Regions from separate parts of the Homo sapiens genome. Here region 2 is linked to region 1. A link is a contact called in ENCODE POLR2A ChIA-PET data. All regions are on one chromosome and are shown on one strand. Each heading gives the region's core, a stretch centred on a gene start or an enhancer-like site at or near the end of the contact. The rest is flanking DNA. Distances are from core to core; before and after follow the strand shown.

The links. ChIA-PET counts read pairs that join two places held with the same protein, here RNA polymerase II (POLR2A).
Region 2: POLR2A ChIA-PET joins it to region 1 with 10 read pairs in RWPE1. The contact joins the promoter of SERTAD4-AS1 here to the promoter of LAMB3 in region 1. POLR2A ChIA-PET finds 5 or more read pairs at or near these places in 2 of 52 experiments (PC-3 and RWPE1).

Annotation. Positions count from the first base shown.
Region 1 is chr1:209,651,175-209,655,529 of GRCh38, forward strand. It overlaps LAMB3 (laminin subunit beta 3), which reads right to left and starts at 1,251. Exons shown (of 23, transcript NM_000228.3): 1 at 1,195-1,251. RefSeq lists an enhancer at 753-1,952.
Region 2 is chr1:210,231,563-210,235,775 of GRCh38, forward strand. It overlaps SERTAD4-AS1 (SERTAD4 antisense RNA 1), which reads right to left and starts at 2,323. Exons shown (of 2, transcript NR_024337.2): 1 at 2,073-2,323; 2 at 1-209. SERTAD4 (SERTA domain containing 4) reads left to right here and starts at 1,234. Exons shown (of 4, transcript NM_019605.5): 1 at 1,234-1,449. RefSeq lists an enhancer at 1,112-1,645.

The DNA.
Region 1 (4,355 bases), core at 1-2,500:
ATGTGACTCACAGGGTGCCCTGGGAAAATCCCATCCCTTCCCAGACTCCAGCTTCCTCCTCTAAAATGGATGGGAAGGAGTGTGGACCCTGCCCTACCCCACACAGCCGTAAGGACAACGTGGGGAGCAGGAAAAGGCTGGACCCTTTGCAGGAGAAAAGCTGTAGAAAGGGCCAAGACCTAGTTCCAGCCCCAAGAGAGAGGGCTGGCTTTTCTCAGGGCCTAGACCAGCAGCCTCAACCCAGCCCCGCCCAAAGTGAATGAGTCAGAGTGGCTGACGGCCTGGAGGCAAACCTTCTCCTGTCACGGGCATGGCCTCCAATACCATTCAGGGCCACTTTGAGTTTGAGGCTCTGTGCCCACAATTCTGGGATGCAACAGGGAGAGATGTATGGCTGTCTTTAACAAGTGAGTGAGGGTTTCTTCTGAAAGGGAAGCAACCCAAAATGTCTTCAATGATGGGCTGGGGCTCGACAAGAGGGGTGGGGCTGGGAGGCCACAAAGCAGGGATTCTGAAGGAGGCTGGGGAAGGATGCTCGAAAGCCACCGTGGGGTCCCAGAGGCAGGCCTGCCTTGTGGAAACATGCCCCACCCTTGCTCATGCAGTGACCCTTCTGCCTTGAATTGGATGTTCACTCTGTTCCAATGACAGCCACAAACTCTTTTGGCTGGGGTGGAGGGCTGGGGGCTTGGCAAGGCAGGGGCGGGGGGGGAAATTGAGGACATTTCTGGCATCTTTAAATTATAGATCCTAATGCTTCAAAATCATTCCTTCCAATCCCTCTCCTAAAAGAGTCATGGGCCCAGGGAGGGAACATGTGGCCTGGGGTCCCACAGCTAACGATGGCCTAAGAGAGACCCATCTTCTGACTTTCATCCAGTGCTTTCTCAGCTTTCCCACCCCTGACTGAAAATCCCCCTGCAAGTAGGCATTCTGAGCCAGGCCAGCCCACCCTTCTCACTTCTCTTTTGTGCTCAACCCCGGATCTGAACCTGCTTTCTTCTAAGCCACTGAGGTGCTTATCAAATGTGAAAAAGAAATCAAAACTGTAGCAGACATTTTAACCTAGCTCACCTGAGTGAGCTCCCAGGAAGAGGAATAAATCAGGCCCTGAAACCAGGCCCCAGGCATCCAGAGATACAGTCCTCCTCCCGCATCCGGCCCGCACCAGGCAGGTAAAGACAGGTAACATACCTTGCTGTGTGTTCTGCCGTTCTTTCTCCAGATCGCCTGAAAGCTCCTCTTGAATGTGGGGGTCTCCCCTCCCGGCTCCAGGTTTTTAAACAACAGCCTCACCTCTGGAGACTCCCTGGCTGGGTGTAGCCCCACCGCAGGGCGGGTCTCAGGAATCTGGCAGCCGTCACACCCATCTGTCGTCACTGCACCCCCACCTCCCAGGACGGGACTGGGCAAGTGGGTTGGTCGGTCCGTCCCAGAGTTCTTGTAGTGAGCTCCACAATGCCCACCTGCCTGTGGGGGCTGCAAGGGGCCCCTCAAACAGAAAGCACAAGGCACATGTAAGTGATCATCAGAGACCAGAATTCACAGGGTGGGGAAGGGCCCTTGCATTTGTGCCAGGCAATGAACTCAGCATTTTCCCAAAGCCAGCAGGGGTCAGCTTCTTCTTGTGACCTGGACCACCCCAGACAGAAGATCAGGCAGAGAACACAAAGATTAGGGCTTATATAGAGAGTTAAAGCTCCAGACATATCACCGGGCTGGAAGGTGAGAAGACTCAAACATCCAGGACCCTGGAAAGCACCATTCCCCTCCCCAGTGAAAAAAAAAATGAAAAATCCCAGCTTCTTGGGGCATTTGGAGGATCCTTAAAAGGCAAGGTTCATCAGGAAGGATTCAAAGCTCAACTCATCCAAGGAAAGCTTAAGAGAAATGAGCAGAGTAACTAAATGGCTCGCCTCCAGCTCCCTCCACAGGGTTGGCAGGGAGCCCTGGGACAGGTAGCTGCCTGTGAGTCACTCCTCCCACCTGTGGGGAGGGTTAGTCTCCTAGCCCCTCCCTCCCTAGGCAGGAATGCCCGCCTGGAGGGCCAGAAAACAGACCTGACCACAAGTGGTGGAAGGAAAGGCTGAAGCATAGCTTGACTGACAAAGTCAAAACAGACTTTCCCTGGCCTCCTGCCAGGCCTGAGAACACAGCTTCTTTTGTGGGCTCCTTGCTCAGGGATCCTGGGCTTCCAGCCACTGTAAATGGAAGTGGCAGGTCCAAATTGAGAGGCTGGTCTCACAGGACACTCTTTCCCCCAGGTTAGGGTCAGAGAGCTTTTAGGGAAACCTGGAGGGTCAGCCAGTCCATATCTTGGCCCTGGAGAGCCTGCACTGGCACCGTTTTGGAATGCTAGGACCTCAAAGCTACTATTTAAAGGAGCTTCTTAACTACGATTCCACTTTGTTAGTGTCTCCTAAACAGAAAGTTCTCCACCATTGGAGGGTTATGTCCAAGAAATTGGCTTGAAGACCCTTAAGGGGGAAATGTAGAATTTTGTGGATTAAATTGGGCATTTCTAACCCTCAGATTCGAATTAAGCATAAGTTCAGGTAGGCAGAAGAAATAGTGTAATTAGCAAGTGGGCAGTGAGTTGTTGATGTAAGTTGATGCATAATTGATAGTCCAATAAATGTTAGAGTCTTGCCCCCTGTAAGCATTCCAGTGAAATCTAGCTCAACTCAGCAAGTAAGGTCAGTAGAAGCAGTGTCCCTTCAACACAGAGAGACCTCCCTCAAGTCCCCCACCGAGAAAGGTCAGCTCTGACTCTGACACACCTGTGTTTTCAGTTCTCCCACCTGGTGGTCTCTTTCTCTCCACTTCCCCAACTCCCTGAACTCAGAGCGCTCATGAAACTTTCGCCCTCTGCCCATCACCAGAGGATGTGACAAAGAACTCATTAATAATTAACTCAGCAGAAGAGAGCAGGTGTTGCAATCCCAGATCCTCAGAGGAGAAAAGGCAGGGCAGGTGTGCGGTGGGCCTCACCATGAGTAGCTGGGGCCCCTTAAATCCTCCTCCTCCTCCCTTTATCTGAGGCCATGAGCCCAGGTAAATACACATTCGGTGTCTCAGACTTCACAGGCTTGGGCAGGTCCTGGAGTGGTTTGGCTTCGCAGGAGGGACATGCCAATTGCTGTGCTTGGCTCTCCCCTACACTCCCGGCAAAGTCCAGGAAGCTGTTTATGCAGACCCCCAAGAGCAGCCCAGCCAGCCTCACTCCTGAGGGACACTGATCATTTCCAAGTGGGGATCCAGTCCCCCAAGAACTCCAGGGCTCCAGGCACAAGCTCTGGAGCTTCAGAACCCAATTTGTTCAGTCAAGTAGCCTAAAATAGAGCCTGAGGCCAGATCAGGGTCCAGCTAAGATTAAAGGGGTGTGGTACTGTGGCTGGAGCCCCTCAGCCTCCCCTGTGTGCACACCTTTCCTCTCTCCCTGCGCCCATCCTCCTACAACAGAGCACTTATCTGCCCTAGAGCCTTGACTTATTAGAATGTGTGCTCAGGAAAGTGGCTAGTGAAGTCATCCCAGACTTCAGTATCTTTCAAACCTCATCACTCCATCAGCAAATTCGGTCAGCTCTGCCTTCCAATAATAATCAGAATCTACTTCTTCCCTCCTGGCCTGAGCCTCTTTTCCTGGGACGTCTGCAACAGCCTCCTCACTGATATACAGTCAAGTCCCAACACAGCAGGTTATGCACCCCGAGCTCAGAATCTTCACATGCCCCTATCCCACTCAGGGCCAAGGCCAGAGCTTTTTCAGAGTCTAGGGGACCCTACACCACCTTCCTCCCATTACTCTTCACCTCTACTACAATGGCCTCTATCCCTGTCTTAGCTCAGGCTTAGGGCTTTGGCTCCAGCTGCTTCTGCTGCCTGGAACGGTCTTGCCCCTGGATATCTACAAAGCTAACTCTCTGACCTCTTTCAAAGTCTTTGTTCAGATCCTAACTTCTCAATGAGGCCTATCCTAAACACACTATTAAAATTACAGCCAACTTCCCTGCCCCATCCCTGTCCCCCATCCTAACACTCCTAACCCCACCTACCCTATATTTTGGTGAGTTATTTATTTACTTATTTGGTAGGGGGGCATCATGTACCAGCTTCTAACCAACTATATAATTTATCTGCTTATGTTTATTTTCTGTCTCTTCCCAACTAGAATGTAATATCCAAGAAGGCAGAGATTTCTATCTTATTCACTACTGTTTTCCAAGTGCCTGGCACATAGTAGGTGCTCAATACTTGTGGAATGAATGGATCCACACTAAAGTACAAACAATTGATACAGTTCAATGCATCCCCTGTGCCGTTGATGTGTAGTTGCATTCTCAGAGGGGACAATC
Region 2 (4,213 bases), core at 1,073-3,572, 580 kb after region 1:
AGTGTACAAATGAAATGGAAAACATTTATTACACAAATTTAATTACAATTCTAAGAAATAAACATGCAAATTAGATAGAGTTCAATTTGCAGATGCTAATCCTCATCCTTGATCTTGTTCCTTCCTCCCTTGATTTTCAGTCTGTGCGTCTTCTTGATTCCTAGGGAGCCAGGCAGCCAGAGGTCTGGTTTTTCACAGTCGGAGGATCACTGTTTTAAAGAAGTGTTATATTTAGCACATCTGGTATAGTGGCAGTAAACAAACATTATAGTCTTTGTAACACTTTTGTGCAGGTGCCTTCTCCCGATTTTATTAGGTCTATGCCTTCCAAGCCTCTGCCTTCATTACACCTGAAATGACCCATCTCGACTATGGAGGGGTCCCTAGACAGAAGTTATGAATTAATGATTTTAAAAAATAAACTCTGAGGCCACTATAGGAGAAAATTACTATTTGCAAAATATTCTGATTCCAAGGCTTAAATTACATTCTCTTGAGCAAGGACAATCTCTTGTATTACTTTTTATTTCCTGGAGGTTTTCCCTGGAGGCTCCCCACCCAGAAAGGGTTGCCAATTCAAGTTGCAGCAGGACCAAGGTTGCTTTTTTTTTTTTTTTTAATACGTACGCAGCTCAGGAGGGAAACGGGCGGGGGCGGGCGGCGAGGGAGAATAACTGTTTGGTCCTGCAAAGACATCTGTTTCTCATCTCCGTTTGCTGTGGCAAAGGAGAAGAAAGTCTTTTGCAAAGGGTGGGAAAGGCACAGATTTTTTTTTTAATCACACGCACACACAACAACAACAAAACTAAACCAAATTTAAAAAGACAAGATATCTCGGAAGGTTCCAGAGTGAATACATTATTCGGCTGGAGCCAAGCCCCCAGGGCTAGGGCGGGAGCCCGAGAGCGCGTGGGGTCTGGGCTGCGGGCTGGAGCTGGGCCCGCGTGTCCCCGGGCACCGGGAGGGGAGGGGAGGAAAAGGAGGAGGGAGGGCGGGAAGCAGGGAAGGAGGCAGGGGGCGGGCTGGGGTGGGGGTGCGGGAAAGGCGCCCCGTGTGCAGCCTGAGGAGCGGCGGCGGCGGCCTGAGCAGAGGGAGGGAGGGAGAGCGGGCGCGCTTGTCATGTTCCCTCTCTCACCCTGGGGGCATCCTGCAGAACCTCTCCTCGGAAATCCACGGGGAAATGGCAAACAGGATTGACGGGTTTCACACGCTCCTCGCTAGACAGAGCCGCTCATTACCATAACCGTCTGCAGCGACGGCGGCGCAGCGCCCCAGTCGCGGCGGCGGGACCTGCCGGGACCCTTGCCCGCCGCGCACCCGCAGTCACCGCCGAGCGGGCGGCCGGGCCGGGACCCGCGAGTGTGCACCGGCGGCCGGGCTGGCGCCGAGCCCAGAGCGGACCAGCAGCAGCTCAAGCGCTGCGGCCGCCGCCTCCCCGCTGACCCCGCGGTAAGAGCCGGGCTGGGCGCGGGCCGCGGGGGCGGGAGGGCCGGGCAGGGTGGAGGGCGAGGGCCCCCCGGGGCTCCTGCCCTCGCAGACGGGCACCCACGCGGCCTCCCGCGCGCCCTCTTGGCACCAGGGCTGTGCCGAGGTCACCGAGTGGACTCGCAGCGGCCGGAGCGGAGTCGGGGCGGCGTGGGGGCCAAGGCACAGCTGGGCGCGGAGGCGGCGCGGGCTTTTCCCTGGGCTAGCGTGCGCCGCGGCGCCTTCACCAGGGCGGGAACCGCCGCCTCCTCTAGGGCTGCTCGGGCTGCCACCCGCGCGCACCGAGACAACTCCAGGGGCGGGTGGGGTCAGAAGCTCTGGTGAGACCTCATGGTCCTCCGTGGCCGCTTAGTCCCTCATCGTAGGGGAAGGGGTTAAGTAGGAGGGGTGCCCCCAGGTCCGGATGCCGCGGCGCTTGGCAGGTGGGGAGAGAGGGATTGTGGATGTCAGGAGCGCGCGTTTGCAAGAAAAAGGAATTGATGCAGTAGCTGACACCTTCTGTCCCCCGCCACCTCCGCCCCCGCACCCTCCTCCCAGGCAGCAGAGCTGCGCTGCGGGCGGCGGCGGCTCCTCTGTCCTCAGCTCACCTCCTCGGCGGGCTGAGGCTGCTGCCCGCCTGGTCCACGCCTCCGCCTCTCGCTTCCCTTCCTCCCCTCCCGCCTCTTCGGCCCTAGCAACTTTCCGAGTGCCCAGCTGTGGTCGCAGAAGCAGGGAATAGGCGTCCTCGCCGCCAGGTCCCACGGGCGCAGGGCGCTCCCGCAACCGCGGGCTTCCAGCGGGTTTGGCCGGCAAGGGAGGGAGGGAAGGCCGGGCCGACATCTGCTGCGGGCTGGAGCGCGGGGGCCCGGGCCAGCCCCGCCAGAGCCCTGCCAGCCGCTGTGAGTCATTTCCTTGGAATCCTACCTTTGGTGTTTATTTCCCTTAGAAGGAAACTTGGTTTTTTTTTTAAAAAAAAAAAAGGATAAGACATAAAGAATAATAATAGCTCTTATTCTTCAGAAGAGGCACACGGCTGCGGCACCGTAGAAAGACAACTTGCCTTTGTTCCCGGACACTTGGGGTGTTGTTTACTTTCTCCTGCGGCCAGCGGCCGACCGGGCGCTGCTGGCTACCCGGGGAGGGGCTGAGGGCTGCGGCACCGACACCCCGGGGGTGTGTCTGTGCGGGAGCCAGGATGTGGTTGGTGGCTGCCGCCCGCCTTCAAGAGGTCGGCCCTCCAAACCTCGGACCCCACCCCCGCAACCGCCACACACACACACACCTTGGGCACCAGGGCTCGGGCATCGGAGCACCCCTTCGTGCTCTTTAGGCCCAGCACCTGCAGCCCCAACCACAGGACCCAGCTTCAAGCTCTTGGCCTCGCGGGGCTGCAGCTGAGAAATGTACTTCCCAGGGCAGACAGGTGTACTGCAGGAACGGCAGAAAAGCGACATCTGTTTGTTTAGAAGGGTTGAAGAATTTTGTTCCGCCCATCCAGTCCCTTCCACTACCACCACCAGGAGCCGGACAAGCTATTGAGATCATTTTGGGACAATGTGGAGGTCAGGGGCTTGATGCCATTTAAAACTGGCAGCATCGATCGGGGGTGGAAATAGCCCTTTACTTCCCTGCTTTCCAGTGCTGGAATCAGACTGCTAACTGCTATAATGATCTTAATCAAATGCTCTCCAATTTTCAATGACAGATGGAAGAAGAAGTGAGCAAAGAATGACCTGGAGCCCCTTGTTAGATTCAAGGTGCCGCTGAATTCATAGCTACCCTGTTTTGTGTGCCAGCCACTCCTATTAGCATCATAATTGCTTCTAGGAAAGAACAAGCCCAACTCATCTGGAAAAAAACAAATTGTATAGAAATGCCTGGTAACTTTACTACGAACATTTGCTGGAAAAGCTTGGCATTCTAGCCCTCAGTCTTCTGGGGATGCTGGAAGTGTCATTCCACTACATCCACCTGGGTGTCAAAACAGACATTCAGGAGCCTGAGGATGAAGGGTTAGGGCTTTTTTTTTTCTTATCTTTTAAACCCATGCATAGACAAAACACACTCTAACACCCTCCTGTTGAATCCATCACCTCTGATCTTAGAAAATAAATTTTGCCATAATGTATATCCTTTTCTTTATTTAATATTAATAGAACACGAATTTGTGGACTTGAATTGCTGACGTCAGTAGCAGAATTATAAATCTTATCAGACAGAGAATTATGACAGTTTAGATCTCTACATATAATACGAAGAAAGATTCACGTTAAGCATTTGTGCTTAACGCTGCCCTGTCCAATTTTTCGTGAACATTCAACTTGCCTTCTTAATTTGTTAACATCCAGTGTAAGTTTTAAATAGACTAGGAAGACTCAATTGCAAAATCTCCTCCCCGCTCCCAAATAATCCCAACTCATTCATGTTTTATTCAGATTTACATAAATCACTTGCAGAACTCAGCCTCTCTAGTTTAGGGTTTTGTGTGTAACAGTTCTCAATTTAAAAAAGAAAAACTTAGTAAAATTAGATATTGTGAACAAAATAATAGCCAAGATAAATACTGTTATGCCATGTTTCAAGTTCACGTGCATAATAGGATATGCTGGAAATAATGCTAACAAATAGAAACGCTGAAATTCCTCACAACCAAAAAAGGTACTACCAAAAAGTTATTAAAATATAAACAAACTCTGACAAACATAAAACAGCACAGGGCCCATATAATGTCCTGTTAAACAAAAGTAAT